Regions from separate parts of the Homo sapiens genome. Here all the other regions are linked to region 1. A link is a contact called in ENCODE Hi-C or POLR2A ChIA-PET data. All regions are on one chromosome and are shown on one strand. Each heading gives the region's core, a stretch centred on a gene start or an enhancer-like site at or near the end of the contact. The rest is flanking DNA. Distances are from core to core; before and after follow the strand shown.

What was found. Hi-C counts contacts between places; a loop is a spot of excess contacts on that map. ChIA-PET counts read pairs that join two places held with the same protein, here RNA polymerase II (POLR2A). Pooled maps may share reads with other maps.
Region 2: a loop to region 1 is called in a pooled map, with 2.7 times the contacts of the local background. The contact joins the enhancer-like site here to the promoter of RDUR in region 1. A Hi-C loop is called at or near these places in 4 of 50 pooled maps. POLR2A ChIA-PET finds 5 or more read pairs at or near these places in 2 of 52 experiments (BJ and activated T-cell).
Region 3: a loop to region 1 is called in a map with no recorded cell type, with 7 times the contacts of the local background. The contact joins the enhancer-like site here to the promoter of RDUR in region 1. A Hi-C loop is called at or near these places in 3 of 37 single-sample maps with no recorded cell type and 5 of 50 pooled maps.

What each region holds. Positions count from the first base shown.
Region 1 is chr3:101,939,396-101,942,492 of GRCh38, forward strand. RDUR (RIG-I dependent antiviral response regulator RNA) reads left to right here and starts at 1,464. Exons shown (of 4, transcript NR_026934.1): 1 at 1,464-1,630.
Region 2 is chr3:105,829,413-105,832,509 of GRCh38, forward strand. The region is part of intron 3 of CBLB (Cbl proto-oncogene B); the gene reads right to left. Among named protein-coding and RNA genes, the nearest start is that of CBLB, 38 kb to the right of the region's middle. Within about 2 kb of position 1,564, at least 7 of the 41 ENCODE cell types and tissues checked have a DNase peak (open chromatin) inside an H3K27ac peak, as active enhancers do.
Region 3 is chr3:98,554,937-98,558,033 of GRCh38, forward strand. No RefSeq gene overlaps it. Among named protein-coding and RNA genes, the nearest start is that of GPR15, 25 kb to the left of the region's middle. RefSeq lists enhancers at 847-2,046, 1,098-1,417, 1,548-1,627. Within about 2 kb of position 1,420, at least 6 of the 41 ENCODE cell types and tissues checked have a DNase peak (open chromatin) inside an H3K27ac peak, as active enhancers do.

The DNA.
Region 1 (3,097 bases), core at 214-2,713:
AAGTCTGAGTTCAGATCATGGTTTTGCTACTTACTACCCTTTTGGTCTTGAGCCAGTTAGTTAAGCTCACCAGAGTCTTGATATCCTTATGTATAAAGCAGGGAATATAACATTCCCTACCTAGCCAATTGAGAGGATTGGATGAGAGCTGCACATTTTATGTGGAGTCCTAAATAAATACTGATCTCATTCTTTTCCCTAATCGTGGTTATGCCTCTCATACTCACTTTTCTTTTCCATTAAATGGAATAATATGCATCAAGGACCTCATGCAGTTCCTGAAATGCAGATGCTCATTCCACGTTTTTTTTCTCCTTTCTTCCTTCCGTTGTGGCCTGCTCAGTTCAGGACTGTGTTGCTTCTTGTCTGGACAATTGTTGCGGCTCCCGACATGGCTCTTGCTCCTGCTTCAGACATTTGGATTCACCGCATTCACTGCTGGTTGGTTTTTCTTCCTCATGTGTGCTCTGATTAGGACACCCTTCTGCTCAGAAGACTTCACTTATTCATCATTTCCAAGAAAATGAAGTAGGAAAACATGTGGACCAAGTTATCTTAGAGACATATGTGCCATGACTTTCTTACATGTGAGGTCTATTTTGGCCAAGTGGTACCATTCACTGTTCCTTCAACATGTCCTTACTTTTCTATTCTATTAACTTTCCTCCTGGGTCTAGGATTGACAACGATGCAGTCTCAATCTTTGAAATCTATTTCTACCATGATGCTTTCCCTGATTCTTTAAACATATGGGATTTCTCTCTGCTTTGGCCCCCAAAAGACTTTGCACCTCTCATGTTCACCTTAGTTCTCATTTTAGTGGTTATTTATTTACTTGTTCACACTTACCCATTCCTCCCTTCATGATACAATAAGGTTTTGAGCCTGTGTCTAATTAATATATCTATATTTTTAAGTAGCTAGTCTTGCAGGCCCTGAAAACCTTTTGGTTCAATTAAAATAGTTTAACTTTGATATACAGACCTATGCTTGAAAGTGAAAGTCTTATAGACAACAGAACCACTGTTTATGAGAAGAGAAAGAGAAAAGATAAGAGGAATAATAAGAAAAAAGGGCAGCTTCCTTGGGTTATGAGGTAATTATTGGAATTCGGTCAGAAAAGTAAGAAATAGAAATAAGTACGTGTCCCAAGAGAAGCAGCAATACCTAGGATTATGCTGACAGAGTGAGGGGGATTTAAAAGCAGTCTCCATTCTAATGCTTTTTAAATTCTCGGCATAGTGTAATGATTACTATTCCAAAACAGAAGATATGTTGGCAAACTGCCCTGTATTTGAAAATAGAGGAAATGCCCTGGAAAGAATGAGATGTGGTAAAGAGAGGAAATGACAATGTACTGAAAAGACTGGGCTGTAAGTCATCACAGCGGCGCCCTGAAACCCGATATGTCAGGCAAGCTGGTGGGATCCTGGGATCCCTCATGTAACGGCACTCATTCTGACAGAAGCAGAGATAAAACAGACTAAGTACACAGAGGAGTTTAAGGTTTCGTGAATGTAAGTGCTGAGTACAGAATGGTGCTCAATAAAAGCTTGTTAATTGATGGACCACAGGTTTGTGACAAGACTTCTCAGAGTCTGATTCTTTCAAGGTGGGATATAAGAGTAAGGTAAGCACCTCAGAAAATGCCTGGGGCAGGTCACTCAGTGTTGCTGGGACTGATGGTGTTGGCTTGGCTTGACTAGGATTTAATAATACAGATGTGCCTCAACTTATGAAGGAGTTAAGTCCCGATAAACCCATAGCAAACTTGAAATACCATGAGTTCAAAATGCATTTAATACACCTAACTGACTGAACATTATCGATTAGCCTGGCCTACCTTACTCATGCTCTGAACACTTACATTAGCCTACAGTTGGGCAAAATAATCTAACACAAAGCCTATTTTATAATAAAGTATTGAATATTACATGTACTTTATTGACTACTGCACTGAAAGTGAAAAACAGAATGATTGCATAGGTATGCAATCATTGAAGTATGGTTTCTACTGAACGCATGTTGCTTTCACACCATTGTTAAGTCGAACTAACACAAATCTTGGACGGTTTGTAGTCATATCTTACCCTTACATAAGCCACTTATTTCACAAACTTAAATCATAAGTAAGAACTTGGATATCATCCAAGAAGGCCTTTGAGTAGCCAAATTAAGTCCGATTAAAAAAGTTCTTTAAGATGAAAAATAGCAGTTTAACCCTGACCAGTCGTTTCTTCTGGTTAAGACAGCACACATCTATATGGTTGACAAAGTTTCATTTCATTATAAACTTGTCTAAAAAGAATAGTATTCAAAACACATTTTTAAGCATAACATAGAGCATTTACTGCTCCATTAGACACACTTTGAAAATCAGAAGGCAATCTCTGAGATGGTGTGGTTTTGGTGAATTCTGCTTAAGTTGCTTGGCATTCAGGTTTTGTGAGGGCTTGGGCTGTGATCGTCATCCCTCCAACAGCTTTGTGTGTCTGAGATTGAATATATACCCATAACTCAGGGAAAATTTGTTTACTCATCATTTTATCATCAAATACACCATTATAAGTTTAGCAAGCAAAGACCAAGAAAAAGGTTAAATTAATATTGATGTTTTAATTTAAATGCAAGATAAAAAAAATCTGGTTAACTTTATTCTCCTAAACAGTTGTTGATGCTTTTTGAACTCTAAAAATGAATTATTTGAAATGATGCCTTTAAAGCTTTCCTTTCTCTATTTCACTTTAGTTTCTACAAGTATATAGGCTTCTCTTTCTAAGAAGATTCAGAAATTATCTTTGAGGAAAACTTCAAGAAATTTCTTTTTGGCCTCTTAAACTGGGCTTTTCATTGAATTCTGGTGCTCTTTGTTAAAATTTGCATGATTGGTTTTTAAATAATTCTGCTAGCATCGTGGTCTCATACAATTATTATTCCAGGATTAACGAGAGTCACAAAACTTTTATTAAATATCCAAAATACTAAGAAAATCACTTTCAATCAGCATGTGAGAACAGCCTATGATTGCCTTCTGCTGATTTACTGCTTGTTTGGCATGTTTGGCAGGATATTGCAATCTTGCTTTCCACTACCAGGT
Region 2 (3,097 bases), core at 314-2,813, 3.9 Mb after region 1:
CTTTGGGAGGCCAAGGCAGGAGAAATGCCTGAGCCCAGGAGTTCAAGACCAGCCTAGGCAACATGGCGAGACCCTGTCTCTACAAAAAATTTAAAAATCAGCCAGGCATAGTGGCATGTACCTGTAGTCCCACCTACTTGGGAGCCTACTTGGAGACTGAGGCAGGAGGATGGCTCAACCTAGTAAGTACAGGCTGCAGTGAGCTGTGTTCATGCCACCACACCATAGCCAGAGCGACACAGCAAGACCGTCCCAAAAAAAAAAAAAAAAAAAAAAAAAAAAAAAAAAACCAAACTGCAGCTATCTTCATAATAATGGAGGAAGATTTCTTCCAAAATCAAATTTTTCTATTTTTCTTCTACATTATTATACTTTTGAAACATTTCTTTATATTTCTAGTTAATTATCCTACTGCAAGAGAAATTCTTGCTATTGAAAGCCATGATAAGAAGTGTAAATCATCTATTACATATATTTGAAGTGGTATCTTCAAATAGTTTTAATTTAAGGGGATATCTCATTTCATATGTAATTAGTCAGCACATGTATAAACCCAAGGATCCCAACTGTCAGATGTATTTTATTTGCTTCCCTTTTCACTAGAATTCTTACTCTGGGGAATTCCAATGCCTTAGGTGTTATAAATGAGAACAAAGAAGAAGGAGTGATGCAGAGTTATCACACTTTCTACCTCCTCCCCTGCCCCTGCCCCAGTAATGCATTGCTGCCAACATCAAAACATCTTGGAAGGCTGTCCAGGGTATCGTTACCTTACAAATCCCCATGAACCATGATGAGAAAAGCCTACTATTAATAAATAAATAAAGCCACGTAATAGGTGTCCAAAATTGCCTAATAAGATTGCCCATTGTTTATATGACAGACATTTAGATCCTTGTACTCTGTACTTAATTTCCTACCAGAAGCAATATTTCCTATCAAAGACTTTTCCTTTGTTGTATGTAATAATTTCCCCTGACTCAGCACTATAAGGATCTGAATGTTTTTCTTCTGTTACAGGAAGCGTTGGTAACCCGGATACAGAATCAATCTTATAAAGCATCATATAACAAGAAAGATCAGTCAGACTTAGTCATGAAAGACAGGAGCCAGATTAAAAACTAGGTATTTTTTGTTGTTGTCTTAAAAGACCAATTTCTGTATCTAAAAGTTTGTTTCCAATAAATAAGTAAATAATTTACAGTCTAATATTAAGTTGTAAAGTTTAAAAACAGTAAAAATCTGTTTATATAATTTCAGAAACAGAGCCATTATCAAGTAAGAAAGTAAGACACATGCCATGTAATGGAAAGCTTATCTAAAGAGTAGCCTAATGTGAAGTACAATGTCTACTTCTCCTTCAATTAAAGCACAATGAACCAAAAACCACCAAATTTATGTCAAACTCTGTTCTCAAAAGTTGGTCAATTCATTCATTCAGATATTAACTGATTGCACATTGTCCATATAGCATGTAGTCTAGTGTAAATATAAAACATGGGAAGCACCAAAATTATAATTCAGTGACACCAAACTTCTAAGTGACTAGAACTTAGCTGAGGAGACACGGCTGACATGAAATATCCAAAATGCAAAACCTTGTCATTTAAATACGAAATTGCATGGTAACCAGAGTAACTTCCTTTCTTGTTTTATTTTTTCTGATATATACTTCCCCCAAACCAGACCATACACATAACCATGTTCATGGTTGAAAAATCAGAAGAGCAGAAGAGAAAAAGTGTAAAAATGAAAACACAATCCTTCAATTCCTCCACTCCTGAGATATCCAGCACCAAAGAACCACAATACAATATGCTTTCACATATTGTATTCTAAGCTAGGCGTATACTCCCATTCCTTTAAAATATCTTCCATGACATCTTTTCCTGCCTGTATCTCCTACCTGAGCATTAGCTTGGGGAATAGCTCAAATACATTTCCCCATTGAAAGGATGGGGATCTCCAGGTGGGCTCAGACCGCCAGGCGGGCTCAAATGCCATCCTCCGTGATTCCTGAAAATTGTGAGCTTCCCTCAAGTAGAAATGAGAACCTGAAGCATCAAGATAGAACTGTCTCTACACCACCAACTACAATGTTCTGACAAAAAGTAAAAGCTAAAAAATGCTCAAGTTCTAGCACTTGATTATTCAGAAAATGCTTCAAGAATGAGAACTTCAATTATACTTTGAAAGACAGTTAAAATTTGTTGGGGGAGAAAATAAATCATCAGAAAATATTCACAATACTAACTGTGACAACCTATTTGATAGGATGGTCAAAAAAGACCCATCTAAGGAGGTGATATTTATGCTTAGATCTTTATCCCTCCCCTGAAAATATGTAGAATCAAAAGAAAAACTTTTCAGGAAGGCAAAGCAATTTGAGGAGGCAACAAGTAGAACATACCTCAGAACTGAAATTAGACAAGTGAGGCTGAAGTTTAAATGTTATTCAAGAGTAAGCAAGAAAGTCACACATTATGTTTTTTAAATTATTTCCAATTAAGGGAACCAAATAAAAATACACAGAGGGATACTGAACAGTTAAGAAAAGAAGGTTGCAGCCAAAATGCTAGTCAAAGTAGTTTCAGGTTGATACAACAGGAAATTTTAAAAAAAAATTTAATTATATTAAATAGAGCTGGCATAATATAATTATTAAAGCAATGGATGAAAATTCTTTAAAGAAGGTATAAGGTAATGCCCGAATACTACTCACCTATTTGATGAAAACAGATGTGTACCATAAAAAGATTCCCATATACAATATACGACCCATATACAACTAAGAAACTACCCCAACAGCACCTCTGTTATAGCAATTTTGAAATTTTAATGTCCACTAAGAAGAAAATATAACATGAATCAGGATAAATAACAAACATCAGGTTCCAATTATGTGCTTCTCAGTAAAACTTTTAAATATGCTAATCTTCAGCAGTTAATGGACAACAAATAACGTGGAAAGTGGTTTTACTTGTAACTCTGATACTTCAGTTATATACAAAAACAGATTCTAGATGCTGATTCTAATTATGGATCAGCAGGCAAAAGAATGATGCATGTGGCTGTAAGACCCTTTTCATCCTTTTTA
Region 3 (3,097 bases), core at 170-2,669, 3.4 Mb before region 1:
CATAATACTACCTAATGCAAACTCTTTGATCTGAGTGATAAAGAATTTGTATAAATAGACAAAAATAAACACCCAGACTGAAGTCCTACCTGTTCACTTGATTAAAACTGTATCTCTTTAAAAGATGGATACTTTGGCCAAATAGTTGGCTTTTTCTGTTCTACGTTCTGAGCTACACCAGTTTCTCCAACATCAAAGTTTCCTTTTCCACCACCTTAATTCGCCATCCTGCTGTCCAAAGCTCATAACTTCAGAGCTTCACTTTGTCCCCAGACTTATACACTGAATTCCAGTGAACCAGAAAGAATGCTCATGGAATACAATTAGTGACTAAACAATTCCAAAACGCTATTGGTTTGCTTTCTTTCTAGACGATGTACTTAGAAGAACAATAATAAAATTTCAAAGGGACCAAAATCTTTCTTTCTACTCCTCTCACATGAATCACCACCTCCTTTGCAAACAAGTGATTATTTACAAAGCTTGTTAAAAAAGTAGTTTAGGCTTGCATTTCATTTAGAATTGCTCTATTGCTCCATATTTTGTTTTCCCCTATGATTTAAGAATAGTTTTATTGTACATATCTTTACAAATATTTAAATCAAAGAGAATTACTGTAGTTTAAAAAATAGAAAAACGGGGCCAGGCGTGGTGACTCACGCCTGTAATCCCAGCACTTTGGGAGGCTGAAGCGGGCGGATCACCTAAGGTCGAGAGTTTGAGATCAGCCTGACAAACATGGAGAAACCCCGTCTCTACTAAAAATACAAAATTAGCAGGGCATGGCGGCACATGCCTGTAACCCCAGCTACTCGGGAGGCTGAGGCAGGGGAATCGCTTGAACCCAGGAGGCGGAGGTTGCGGTGAGCCGAGATGGCGCCATTGCACTCCAGCCTGGGCAACAAAAGCGAAACTCCGTCTGAAAAAAAAAAAAAGAAAGAAAAAGAAAAAGAAAAACAACAGAGGAAAAAACACGGCATGGGTTATGAAAACAGTTATCGAAACAAAAGATTATCTCAGGTGAAAAAAGGAAATTGACAGCGCTACGTAAGCAAAAAGATCTCAGATTGTACTTGTTGACCAGGAGGTAACTGGTAATTAGGAAAGTAAACATTTCTGCCCTCATCTACTATGCAAAACTACATTGTCTTTTCATAAAATTTTGCAGAATCTTACCTTAAAGGGGAAGATCACAGGTTACTACATCACTGCTTTTTTATTCAAACTAAAAATCATACTTCAGTGTTTTTAAAAAGTTAAATGAAATCCAGAACGCCAAATAAAAGGCCAATAGAGAAAAAGAGAAGGAAGCCAGATGCATGCCTGTATTTCTGGAAGGAGAGTTTCTCAAAGGCTTTTTTTTGAAACCTCCTTAGCTAGAGCTAAGGTTTGAGGTTAGCTGAGCATCGCGTGCCATTCTTGAAGGGTCCTAGGCACTGACTCATTTGCTTTATCATTTCTCATGAAAGCAAGAGGTGGCAGCCATCACCAGAGAGCAAAGGGGTGACTTGGTGACTGATCTCATTACTGAACTAAGGAGAGCACTCTCACGCAAAGTTCAGAACCTCCCCACACCCAGAGAAACTCTGCCAGTTCATAGAAAAGAAGTTATTTCCACCCAAGAAGACAAGTGGCAACTGGAAACAGATGTGAAGAAAACAAGAATAAACACCTTTTTCAGAAATATAACAACTGTAACAAATAATCAGTTTTTCCAGTTCCCACCTGTACACCATGCTCTCAACTATATACTGCAAGTTAAAACAGAATTGATCATGGTTCTGTATTTTTAAATTCTCTCGCTTTCTAAATACATCACTTCACTTTTAACAGTCCAAAGAGCTCTTTATAATTTACTTCCTCTAAGGTAAATTTAGGTGCAATTTTAATAGACTGGTAGGGGCAAATGCCTCATTCCCACCCAAAGGGTTGAGGAATGAGTGATGGACACGGTGAGCTAGGAGAAGTAGAAAGTGATCAGTGCCCTGTGGGAAATAATGGGAATGTCACAGGTTTCTTCTTTTCTGGGTCACTGGGGCATGCCTTTTGATTGAGCATAACACAGATTAATGTCATTGCCTGTGGATTTTGGAAGGAAATTGCAACAACTTTGGTTGATCACTTACTGGAGTAGAGACGGGGAGAGACAGATACTTTTCTACTTTACATGCATTTCTATTTCAATCCTTTAAGCAACCAGGAGAGTAAATATTTTTATTCCAATTTTAGGATGAGAAAGTGGACACATGGAGTTAATAGAAAAGGAGAGTAAAAATGATGGAATACAGGCAGACTGGCCCCATTGTCAAACCGTAGTCTGAATGTTTCAAAAGCACATCTGCCTTTTTTGTGACCAATAACCAGCATTTTTGTATAACTACAATTAGTGAAGCATGTCCTCATATATTATCTCAATTTATCCTCATTAAAGCACAGATAGAATGTGCTATTCTTAAGCTTGTTACTCAGGTGAGAAAAACGAGTTTCAGGGAATTCTCAAGATCACTCATCCAGGAAGTGATAGAGCCACCACCAGAACCCAAATCTTGTGCCTTCAAATCAAATCCTCTCCTCTTTCAGTTTTGCCTCTCACCTCTCATCTCCACTCCCATCCTCTTATGATTCATGGGAAGGTTGTGAGCTGCCGTAGACTCTCACACCCACTTGCAAGCTGAACTGGAGCTTTAGCCTGTCAGCTACACAGCTTCCTTGTAGCACTTGAATTTTTCATCAGTTATTTGCACCTTAATATGACAAAGGATATGAGATGAGGTTTTTTTGTGACACATTGTAATAACCCAAAGTTGTTAGTTTACATTAGGGCTCACTCCTGGTGTTGTATATTCTATGGATTGGGACAAATGCGTAATGACATACATCCACCATTACAGTATCATACAGAGTAGTTTCACTGCCCTAAAAATCCTTTGTGTGCCACCTATTAATCCCCCCTACTCCCCACAACCACTCATTTTTTTACTCTGAGATGAGTTTTTAACGGTAGGAAAAAAAAAGAAAATTTGAACAAACAGAAATACAGAAGATGAGGGCATTTAGTACTTAAAATATGTGGGATTATGTGGGTGGGAGAATTGAA